Regions from separate parts of the Homo sapiens genome. Here region 2 is linked to region 1. A link is a contact called in ENCODE Hi-C or POLR2A ChIA-PET data. All regions are on one chromosome and are shown on one strand. The core of a region is the stretch at or near the end of the contact, and the rest is flanking DNA. Distances in the headings are between cores, read along the strand shown.

The links. A loop is a pair of places that touch in the nucleus more often than their neighbours do. ChIA-PET counts read pairs that join two places held with the same protein, here RNA polymerase II (POLR2A). Pooled maps may share reads with other maps.
Region 2: a map of OCI-LY7 shows a loop between it and region 1 (4-fold over the local background). The contact joins two enhancer-like sites. A Hi-C loop is called at or near these places in 2 of 168 maps with a recorded cell type or tissue (GM12878 and OCI-LY7) and 1 of 50 pooled maps. POLR2A ChIA-PET finds 5 or more read pairs at or near these places in 2 of 52 experiments (GM12878 and WTC11).

What each region holds. Positions count from the first base shown.
Region 1 is chr12:110,530,239-110,535,500 of GRCh38, reverse strand. RAD9B (RAD9 checkpoint clamp component B) reads right to left here. Exons shown (of 11, transcript NM_001286535.2): 11 at 1,945-4,976. The coding sequence ends at 4,848. It overlaps PPTC7 (protein phosphatase targeting COQ7), which reads left to right. Exons shown (of 6, transcript NM_139283.2): 6 at 1-2,256. Among named protein-coding and RNA genes, the nearest start is that of RAD9B, 31 kb to the right of the region's middle. RefSeq lists an enhancer at 4,931-5,180. Within about 2 kb of position 3,445, at least 3 of the 41 ENCODE cell types and tissues checked have a DNase peak (open chromatin) inside an H3K27ac peak, as active enhancers do.
Region 2 is chr12:110,886,632-110,891,517 of GRCh38, reverse strand. The region is part of intron 8 of CCDC63 (coiled-coil domain containing 63); the gene reads right to left. Among named protein-coding and RNA genes, the nearest start is that of MYL2, 32 kb to the left of the region's middle. Within about 2 kb of position 3,362, at least 10 of the 41 ENCODE cell types and tissues checked have a DNase peak (open chromatin) inside an H3K27ac peak, as active enhancers do.

The sequences.
Region 1 (5,262 bases), core at 2,196-4,695:
TTTTGTTTTGTGAATTTGTACTGTATATTTGAGTAACTGTCAGGCTTTTATTTAAAATTGTTTAACATGTACCATGTACATGTCATTACTATATTTCAATGCATCATGCTTGTAACAGGCATTTCATTTATAATAAGAATGAGTTATTCATTTGTAAGCCGTTCAGTAATTTATCTACTATTCCTAAATTGGCATAATGTTAGATAATCTATTTTGAATCACCTTTAATTACATGTCAGAATGCCTTAACTACCCTAACTTGACAAAACAGAATTCTTTGGTAGACGCGGTGGGGGCGGGGTGGGGGGTCTGGACGGAGTCTCTATTTAAGGAGAAATCATCATGCTATGATAAAACACAGAAGCATGAGTGGCAAGTGGCGGGGTATTTATTTTGCACAAACTATTTGCAGTCTCTGTGTATTTAAAAAGTAAAGAAAGTTGCATCCAGAAGGGTTTTGTTAGAATGAATACATTTATATTAGGACTGACAACTTCAGCTCTTTTGTTTAGGTTTTCAATTATTTTTGGTAAGAGTATGTAGCCTTATGATCTGGATATATTTTGCATTCATTTTCCAACGCCTACATTTAATTCCTGGTAAGAGCAGTGCTCGTCAAGTTTCTGGTTTTTCTCTGCTCTCATTTAACCCGTCAAACACAATCTTTGTAAAGCTAGATTGGTGGTGTTTTATACAACTTATTTACTCAGCTTACCTTTTTGAGAAACGATTGTTAGAAATTGACGATGTGTTTGTTCCAGTGATACTGAAAGTAGTGGGGGCAAGAATTGAGTTTCACAGTGGAATTGGCTTTGGATCTGGCCTATAGATTAGTGACATAAAATATTTTCTCTATTTTCCCCTGTTCTTTTTGTGTTATGCACTTAATTTTATGACTGCCGGGGGGGTCAGCTGGAGTGCTGCTTAACAAGTATCTCTCCTACTCTCAGTGGTCAGAGGCTGTGTTGGACCCATAGTAGAATTTTCCAGGTCACAGACCCAAGCTTCCATGGGTTGTTACTGTGCTGTACCACTTGGTGGGTCTGATTCTGAACCTGATGTGTGTGTTAATTATATTTTAAGCAACACACACACACACACACGCCTCATGTAATGGACTTTTATAACAAAAGAAAAAATTTGGATTTCTAATTTACAAATGGCAAATTATTTATCCCTCTCTGGATGCACCAAAGACCAGTAAAGTTTATAGCTTTTCCATCTATATTTATAAAGCAATACTGTATTATAAAAATCAATATTTTTATCACATGCTTGAAATTTTTATTTTGTTGTTTTAAAATGTGCACTCTAAACATATCAGAACCTTATTTCTTCCTATGAACTTAAGCTGCCTGCGCACAAAAAAAAAAAAAATTTACCAAATGGAGATGCAGTAGAGTCCATAGGCTCTAAAAACTAAAAGAAATGGGATGCAGGGGGAACAAGTTATTTGTCCTGAGTTACTGTACTTGCTTGACATGGTTGTTGGGTACTAAATCACAAAAGAATCCATTCCAGGTATGCATGTCTGGGGGTTGGGCTGTGTCTAGATTAGAAACTGGGTTTCAAGCTTTGCATGATGGGAGAGCGTCCTCTCCTCTATCAGCTGCGTGTGTTCTGGATAGGACAGTAGCCCGGAGATGGAAACCACCTTCAGTACCATTAGCCCACCATACCAAGTAACAAGTTAGGCAGGAATCGTGGGAATTTATTGAGTCAGCTTTGAGTGTTTGAGAGAATGTAAACAAGATTGGCTCGAATTGTAAACGTTTGTACTTTGGATGAGTTCATGGTTCTTTAGGTCACCTTAATACCAGCTATCTTTGGTAGAAGCTACAGCATTCAGTTTCTCTGGAAACTGTATCACATTTTTGCATTTTAAAAATTTTACAGTATCAAAAAACCAAAATCTGCTTATGAAACAAAACATGAAGCAGGACATATTTGGATTCTATTTATTTAAAATTAAATTCTTTGCAAAATTGAACTTCTCAACTAAAACGTGTCCATGTCAGAATTTTAACTGTTAGCAGGTAGTTTGTGGCAAAGATGGCTAAATAATGAAGCAAATTAGAATCTGTGTGTATACTAATGAGCTGCTTTTTTTCTGTTGAGACTATCATTATTTGTCTTATTACCCAAGAGGCAATTACCTGAATTTGGATGTCTGAATTATAACTTATGCAGGAATAGTTCTGTAAATACATTTAAATAAACTGTAAAGATATTTAATAAATATAGTATTTATACTAATCTGTGTGCTTCTTTTGGTTTGAATAGTAACTAAATGAGACACCAGCCCTTGACATTGAGTTTGTTGGTCACTATCAGGTCCTCATTTCCAAGCCTCCTAGTCATTCTAGCACTGATTATATGCTGCTACTTTAACTGGCTCCAGCTGCTTCACTACATCAGTTTAGCTTCCTCAGAAATTCATCAAAATGGACGGACAATTAAATGTAAATTATAGAACTTTTTCCCAGCTGAGGCTTTGCACCTTCCGTATAGTATAGAGGGAAGCTACAAAAAAAATCTGCTGTACAGTCAGTCGTGTTGTTTAACAGAGATGTTCTGACAGATGCATCCTTAGCAATTTCATCATTGTGTACTGACACAAGCCTAGATGGTCTAGCCTACTACACATCTGGGCTATATGAATAGCCTGTTGCTCCTAGGCGACAAACCTGTATAACATGTTACTGTACTGAATACTGTAGGCAGTTGTAACACAACAGTAAGCATCTGTATATCTAAACATAGAAATGTTTCAGCAAAACTATGGTATGAAAGACAAAAAAATGGTACACCTGTATAGGGCAGCTCCATTATCTTATGGGACCACCACTGTCTGTGCAGTCCATCGTTGACCAAAACGTTGTTATGCAGCACATGACTGTATTTCAGCTTAGCACTCTGTATCCAAATTCTAAAATCCAAAGTGCCCAGCTAATTTTTGTAGAGATGGGATCTCACCATGTTGCCCAGGCTAGTCTTGAACTGCTGGGCTCAACTGATCCGCCCACCTGGGCCTCCCAAAGTGCTGGGATTACAGGCATGAGCCACTACACCCCGCCAGTATTAACTATAATAATAGTCCAATGCTGCATCCAGGCTATTACTGATGATGATGCCTTTAAGACCTAAACCCCTCTGCCTACTTCAATGAATGAACCAGAAATGTTATCCTCAGCAAAGAGACCTACAGAGTTACTTTTGTGTATAAAAGCTCCCTGTGTAGGCATCTGCATTTGTTAGAAATACCAGAAATTCAGTGTTAATCATCAGTGTAAGCATAAGATACATATATCTTCCCCTACCATGTGATGAAAGGACTTAGTTGAAATTATGTGGGCATTGCCAGTTACCACAAAAAGCTTGGTTAAGGCCCATTTTCATTCACTAAGGAACATCTTGGGATGAACTTGAGTTTTTATTAGGTTATTGTGGGTAGCTATGACTCATTACTAAGCTACAAGAGCCAAATTAATTCTGGTTTCAGTTAGAACTCTATTCACAGTTCTAAAGCATGCAAATCCACTCAGCCACCTTTATGAATTTCTCACAAAGTCTAAAGTACAACTGCTTGCCAGTTAACACTTCCTTACGGTTTGAAGGTTTCAGAAAGATGTAACAATAATATGTTACAAAAGTCTCGTTTGTCAGGTTATAATTGACTGTAAACAGGTTTGGGGGAGGGAGAGGCACACATCATAAGACATTACATAACAATGTTTTGTGCCAGATTTTTTAGTCCATTTGTGCAGGTAAAAAGCTAACTCTTAAAGGGCCAAAGAACAGAGACATTTGTCTTCCACCTTATTCCACTCCAAACTCAGGCTGTCTTGGCAGTGGAGGATACTGTTCTATGTCAGATAATACAGAAATATTTGGCATCACTTCCATTAAATTCTTTCCTGCAGCACACTGCAAAATAAAAAATCACATCTGAAAATCAGAACAATTTGAGGTTAGGAAATAAAATTTTACAATATGTAAAAACACTCCAGGTTGGGCGCAGTGGCTCAAGTCTGTAATCCCAGCACTTTGGGAGGCCGAGGTGGGCAGATCACTTGAGGCCAGGAGTTCAAGACCACCCTGGCCAACATGGCGAAACCCTGTCTCTACAAAATACCAGAAATTAGCCAGGCATGGTGGCACGCACCTGCAATCCCAGCTGCACGGGAGGCTGAGGCAGGAGAATCGCTTGGACCTGGGAGGCAGATGTTGCAGTGAGCAGAGATTGCACCACTGCACTTGAGCCTGAGTGACAAAGTGAGACTCCGTCTAAAAAAGCCAAGTGAAAGTGACTATATATTTTTACTCTTGATCTTTTTTCCAGGGTTTATTCTACTTAAAGTCTTAAAATATAAAAAACAATGCACAAAAAAGGCCATGGTATTACATGAGAAAACTAAAATCCAAATGTTTGCAATCAAATACAAAAGATACCTGACTACAAATCACAAAATTCCATTTCAAGCCATCTTGATGGCACTCTAAATGGCTGTTGAATAAAGTTTAAATACCTTTATAAAACTAGCAAAGATGTTAAAAGCTCTAGGGTGAACGTGCATTGAATTGAAGAACTCTAATGGGCTTTTTTCCTTCACAGAAAACTCTTCTGCCTCACAAGTAGCATAATGGATTTAAAGCAAGTTACATACACTTGACAAACAGCTATTTCTAGATATGGTTGTTGTACAAGATGATGTGGTTTAAAAGCCCATCCTCCATTAAAAGGAAGTCCTGGACAACCTCTTTTAGACACTAAACATGCAAACTCGTGCTTGAGGGGCAAATGAGCCAGTCACTGGGCTGGGGCCCAGCTCAGCCATCATTAAGCATTAGAATATAGAGAAACTGCCATTATTCATGTCCTCTTCACTGTCACTTGCTCTTGCCAGACTGTCGAAAGGGTGGTTGAAGTGTTCTTGCTGGTCAGAAGAAACTGCTCCAAAGAACATGCAAGAAAACTGGAGGGAAAAAAGGAACTGCATTGTTGATTCCAAAGAGAAAGTTTGCTCATTAAATGCTCCAGGTGACAGCCCTCCTCAGAAACCTGACCAGTATTATATCCCTGTCTTTGCTGGTGATGGTTCACAGAACACCCAGAACCTTCATTATTGGTCCAACACGTCCTAAAACCAAACCTTGGCCGCGCATGGTGGCTCACGCCTGTAATCTCAGTACTTTGAGAGGCCAAGGTGGGCGGATCACGAGGTCAGGAGATCGAGACCATCCTGACTAACATGGTGAAAC
Region 2 (4,886 bases), core at 2,113-4,612, 360 kb before region 1:
ATGCCTGACTAATTTTTTAAAAATTTTTCTGTAGACACGGAGTCTCACTATGTTGCCCAGGCTGGTCTTGAACTCCAGTGCTCAAGTAATCTTCCTGCCTCAGCCTCCCAACATGCTGGAATTACAGGTGTGAGCCACTGTGCCTGGACAGGAATGCATTTTTTTTGTTTTTTGGTTTGTTTGTTTGTTTGTTTGTTTGTTTGTTTTGAGACAAGCTCTTGCTCTGTTGCCCAGGCTGGAGTGCAGTGGTGTGATCTCAGCTTACTGCAACCTCTGCCTCTCGGGTTCAAGCGATCCTCCCATCTCAGCCTCCTGAGTAGCTGGGACTGCAGGCATGAGCCACCACACCCAGCCTGGAATGTGCATTTTTAAGAAGCATCTTGTGATTCCATGCTACAGAGCATCTAGGGTCTCCAGAAGCCATTAAAAAAACACAGCAGGCTGGGCATGGTGGCTCATGCCTGTTATCCCAGTGCTTTGGGAGGCCAAGGTGGGCAGATCACTTGAGCCCAGGAGTTTGAGACCTGCCTGGGCAATATTGTGATATTCCATCTCTACAAAAAAATACAAAAATTAGCCAGATGTAGTGGTACATGCCTGTAGTCCCCAGATACTCGGGAGGCTGAGGTAGGAGAATCCCTTGAGCCCAGGAGGCGGAGGTTGCAATGAGCCGAGATCCCGCCACTGCACTCCAGCCAGGCGATAGAGCAAGATCCTGTCTCAAAAAAAAAAAAAAAAAAAAAAGAAAAGGAGGAAAAAAATAGAAGATGTTGGGAGGTATCTATGGTAAGTTGTTGGGAAACAAAACGTTTACAGAATAGCATGAACTGTCTAGTATGATCTAGTACTACAAACAGGCTTGTAAATGGGCGTGTGTGTGTGTGTCTGTCTATGTGTGCAAACGTGTAACCACACACTGCCTTCATAAAGCAGTGTCAATAAAATGTTAATTATCTCCAGGTCATGATATCTTGGTGACTTTTACTTTTTCTTTATGTTTTTCTGAATTGCCTACACTTTCCCACAGGTGTATAATAATATATTTACACAATTTGGAAAATTCTACAAAGAACAAATACAAACCCAAATCAGGAAGAATCCCATCTCCTAACATAGCATTGCTTCATGTTTTTGGTAAGAGCTCTATCTTGCTTTTTTTCCCCCTGTAAAGATTGGAAGGCTCATCTCCTTTAATTTTTAAATTTTTTTTTTTTTGAGACAGGGTCTTGCTCTCTTGCCCAGATGGAGTGCAGTGGTGCGATCTTGGCTCACTACAGCCTCGACCTCCCAGGCTCAAGCAATCCTCCCACTTCAGCCTTCTGAGTAGCTGGGACTAGAGGCACACACCATCACACCCAGCTAATTTCTTTTTGTGTCTTGTATTTTTTGTAGAGATGGGGTTTCGCCATGTTGCCCAGGCTGGTCTCAAACTCCTGGGCTCAAGTGATCCGCCCACCTCGGCCTCCCAAAGTGCTAAAAATTTTTAATTTTTAAAAAAGCAGAAAGAACTCTACCAAAAAGATGAAACAATGCTATGTCCGTGTGATGGAATTATTCCTGATTTGGAGGTTGTATTTATACTTTTTAGTATTTTCCAAATTGTGAAAAAAAATTCTAATCGGAAAAAAATATATGATTTTGGAAAAAGGAAAAAAGAAAGGAAGTGAGTCTTCCGATCTTTACAGGGCAGGGGTGGGGTGGGGGATCTCTACCAAAAAGATGAACCAATGCCATATCCAGGTGATGGGATTCACATTGAGACTTTTTACTATTTTGCAAATTGCATCAATAACCTGAGTCGATGGCACCGCTCCCCTGCTCGGAGATCTCCCATGGCCCCTGCCTCTCTGAGAAATGGCCAAAACCTCTTCTGGAAATGTGCCCAGCAGCCCTCACCTCCCAGATTCATCCCCTCTCCCTCCCATGTCTCTCTCTGTGCGCCAGACACCCTGGCCTGCTTGCAAGCTGCGTCAGGGCCTTTGCGTGTGCTGTTGCTGTTTCCTCTGCCTGGAGCGTTCTTCCCCAGAGATCTGGACAGCTCAATCCTTCACCTGTAAGTTCACTCAGATCTTAACTTCTCAACTGCCCGGGGCCCCAACCGGCTCCAAAACCCGTCTTACGCTGTGCGACTTCATCTTTTTACCCACACTGCATCTCCCTTTCTAACTTACTCTATAACTTACGTAAGTATTGGGCTTGTTGTTTATTGTCTGTTTCTCCCTGCCAAAACAGCAGTTCTGTGAGGGCTGAACTTTTTGTCATCCTGTTCACTGCCACATTATCAGGGTCTAGAGCAGTGTCTGGAACGCAGTAGGTGCTCAATAAATACTTGCTGGATGAACGAGTAACCAAAAGGACATTTGCTTCAATCAGATACACAACTTTATATGATAATAACTATGTTACATTTGAAAAGCACAACCATTGACACCAGCCTGGGCAACACACTGAAACCTCATCTCTGCAAAAAATACAAAAATTAGCTGGGTGTGGTGGTGTGTGCCTGTAGTCCCAGCCACTCTGGAGGCTGAGATGAGACGATCACCTGAGCCAGGGAGATTGAGGCTGGAGTGAGCCAAGATCAAGCCACTGTACTCCAGCCTGGGTGACAGTGTGAGATCCTGCAAAAAAAGAAGAAAGAAAAAGAAAGAAAAACGAAGGAAGGAAGGAAGGAAGGAAGGAAGGAAGGAAGGAAGGAAGGAAGGAAGGAAGGAAGGAAGGAAGGAAGGAAAGAAGGACCAAAAAAAAAGTTGGAAGTTGGAAGGAAATATTTCAGAATGTCACCAGTGATTGTCTCAGGCAATGGGATAGTGGGTGGTTTAAAATTCCTTCCATCCTTAGTTGCTTTCCAGATTCTCTACAGTGAGCATATCTTTGTCCTATAACATTTTTTGCAAAATTAAGTCTTACCATTGGAAATCAGTGCTCTCTGGACTTATTCAACAGGCATTTGCAGATCTATTTGAGCCCAAAAAGTCATAGTTCTGTAACCTTAACAAAGAGCTTGGAAGCTACTGTTCTGGTCCAAATATCACTCTACAGATGGGGAAACTGAGGCCCAGAGAGGGCAGCGCTTACCCATCTTAGACATATTTGTCATGACCCTAAGGAAGAGGGTCCCCTTATGAGGAGTGGGGAAAATCAAGGCCAATTCAGCTCAGGAATATTTTCTATCAGGTCAGGATATTCAGCTGGGGTCCTCATACCCCTCTGCTAGGGCTTGTCCTCCCTCGGTGTCCCACTGGGACCCGAGAATTCAGGGTCCTGCCCACTTCCAGGCCTGCCCGCAAAGACCTTCCCTGCAATACCGCAAATGGACGCCAGAGGACAGTGGTGACGCGCCTGAACCTCAGTTAGCAACTCAAAGGCCCGCTAAGCTCTGCGGGCCCTGGAGCACTTCAGCCTGGCTGGTCTCTGTGAGCGAAGAGGGAGCCGATGGCTCCGTTTGTAGGAACTCGGATTCCCGCGGGAATGTGGGCGGGAGGTGTCAGATCTGATTTTCCAAGGGAAACCAGAAATTCAGACTTTCATGTGGAATATCCTGGTTTTTAAATCACTGCCACTAAGAATTTAACAACTTGGGGAGGTGGAGGAGACCAAACGAAACTAAAAAAGAAGGCTGGGGCCGGGCGCGGTGGCTCACGCTGTATTCCCAGCATTTTGGGAGGCCGAAGTGGGCGGATCACGAGGTCAAGAGATGAGACCATCCTGGCCAACATGGTGAAACCCCGTCTCTACTAAAAATACAAAAATTAGCTGGGCGTGGTGGCGCGCGCCTGTAGTCCCAGCAACTCAGGAGGCTAGTTTATGAGACTCCGCCCCCAGCCCTCTAGGGAGGGGTGAAGTCAGATGTTAGAATTCTAATTGTTTTTAATTAAAAAAAAATTTTTTTAACCTGATCCCTTAGTCTGAGCAAAGGTGCCAGAAGAAGGCAAAAAGGTAGGGTCCCAGCCCCCTCCCATGGCCCATCCCACCGCCACTCCTTCATCCAGGTCTGCTCCATTTCCTATGTTTTATGTACCAGTGTTTCCTCATAACATGGGATTAAACAAAAACATTTTGTATAAGAATAGAGCTTGCAGAGCAAGCCACCACCGGGCGTGGTGGCTCATCCCTGTAATCCCAACACTTTGGGAGGCCGAGGCAGGCGGATCACCTGAGTTCAGGCGTTCGAGACCATCCTGGCCAACATGATGAAACCTTGTCTCTACTAAAAATACAAAAATTAGCCAGGTGTGGTGGCTCTGCCTGTAGTCCCAGCTACTCTGGAGCCTGGGCAGGAGAATCGCTTGAACCCGGGAGGTGGAGGTTGCAGTAAGCCAAGATCGTGCCACTACAGTCCAGCCTGGGTGACAGAGCAAGACTCTGTCTCAAAAAAAGAAAAAAAGAAAGAAAATTTAAAAAAAAAGTTTTGTAGCTTTTTAAATAAAAGTTTGAAACTTTTTTTATAAAAAGAGTTTGGACTTGGAGGACTCCTCTAGTCCAAGTGTGTGTGCCATTCTACAGATAGAGAGACTGAGAACCAGAGCACCTGCACTTGTCCTTGTGCAGGAGATGCTGTGCGACTGCAGGAGGAAAGGATGAGAGCAGCCTCAAGGTGAATGTGAGGTCAAGGTCATTTCTGGGGAAGAACCATTTCCTGTGCCTGTCCTGGACCCTTGTCCAGGAAGACCTCCTTCCGGGAGGGGGACAGAGAGTGGCATGAGGGTCCTTCAAGTCTGTCTTCCCCACCCCCGGGTGCACCTCCCACCCCACACCTCCCCATGCCCTGCCTGGGACCTGCAGGGCTTGCACCAATGGGCTTCCTTGTGCTTGGCTGCTGAGTAGCCCAGCCAGTGGGAGGCACAAGTGGGAGATAAAGGGTGGGAGGAGAGGGAGGTTGGGGT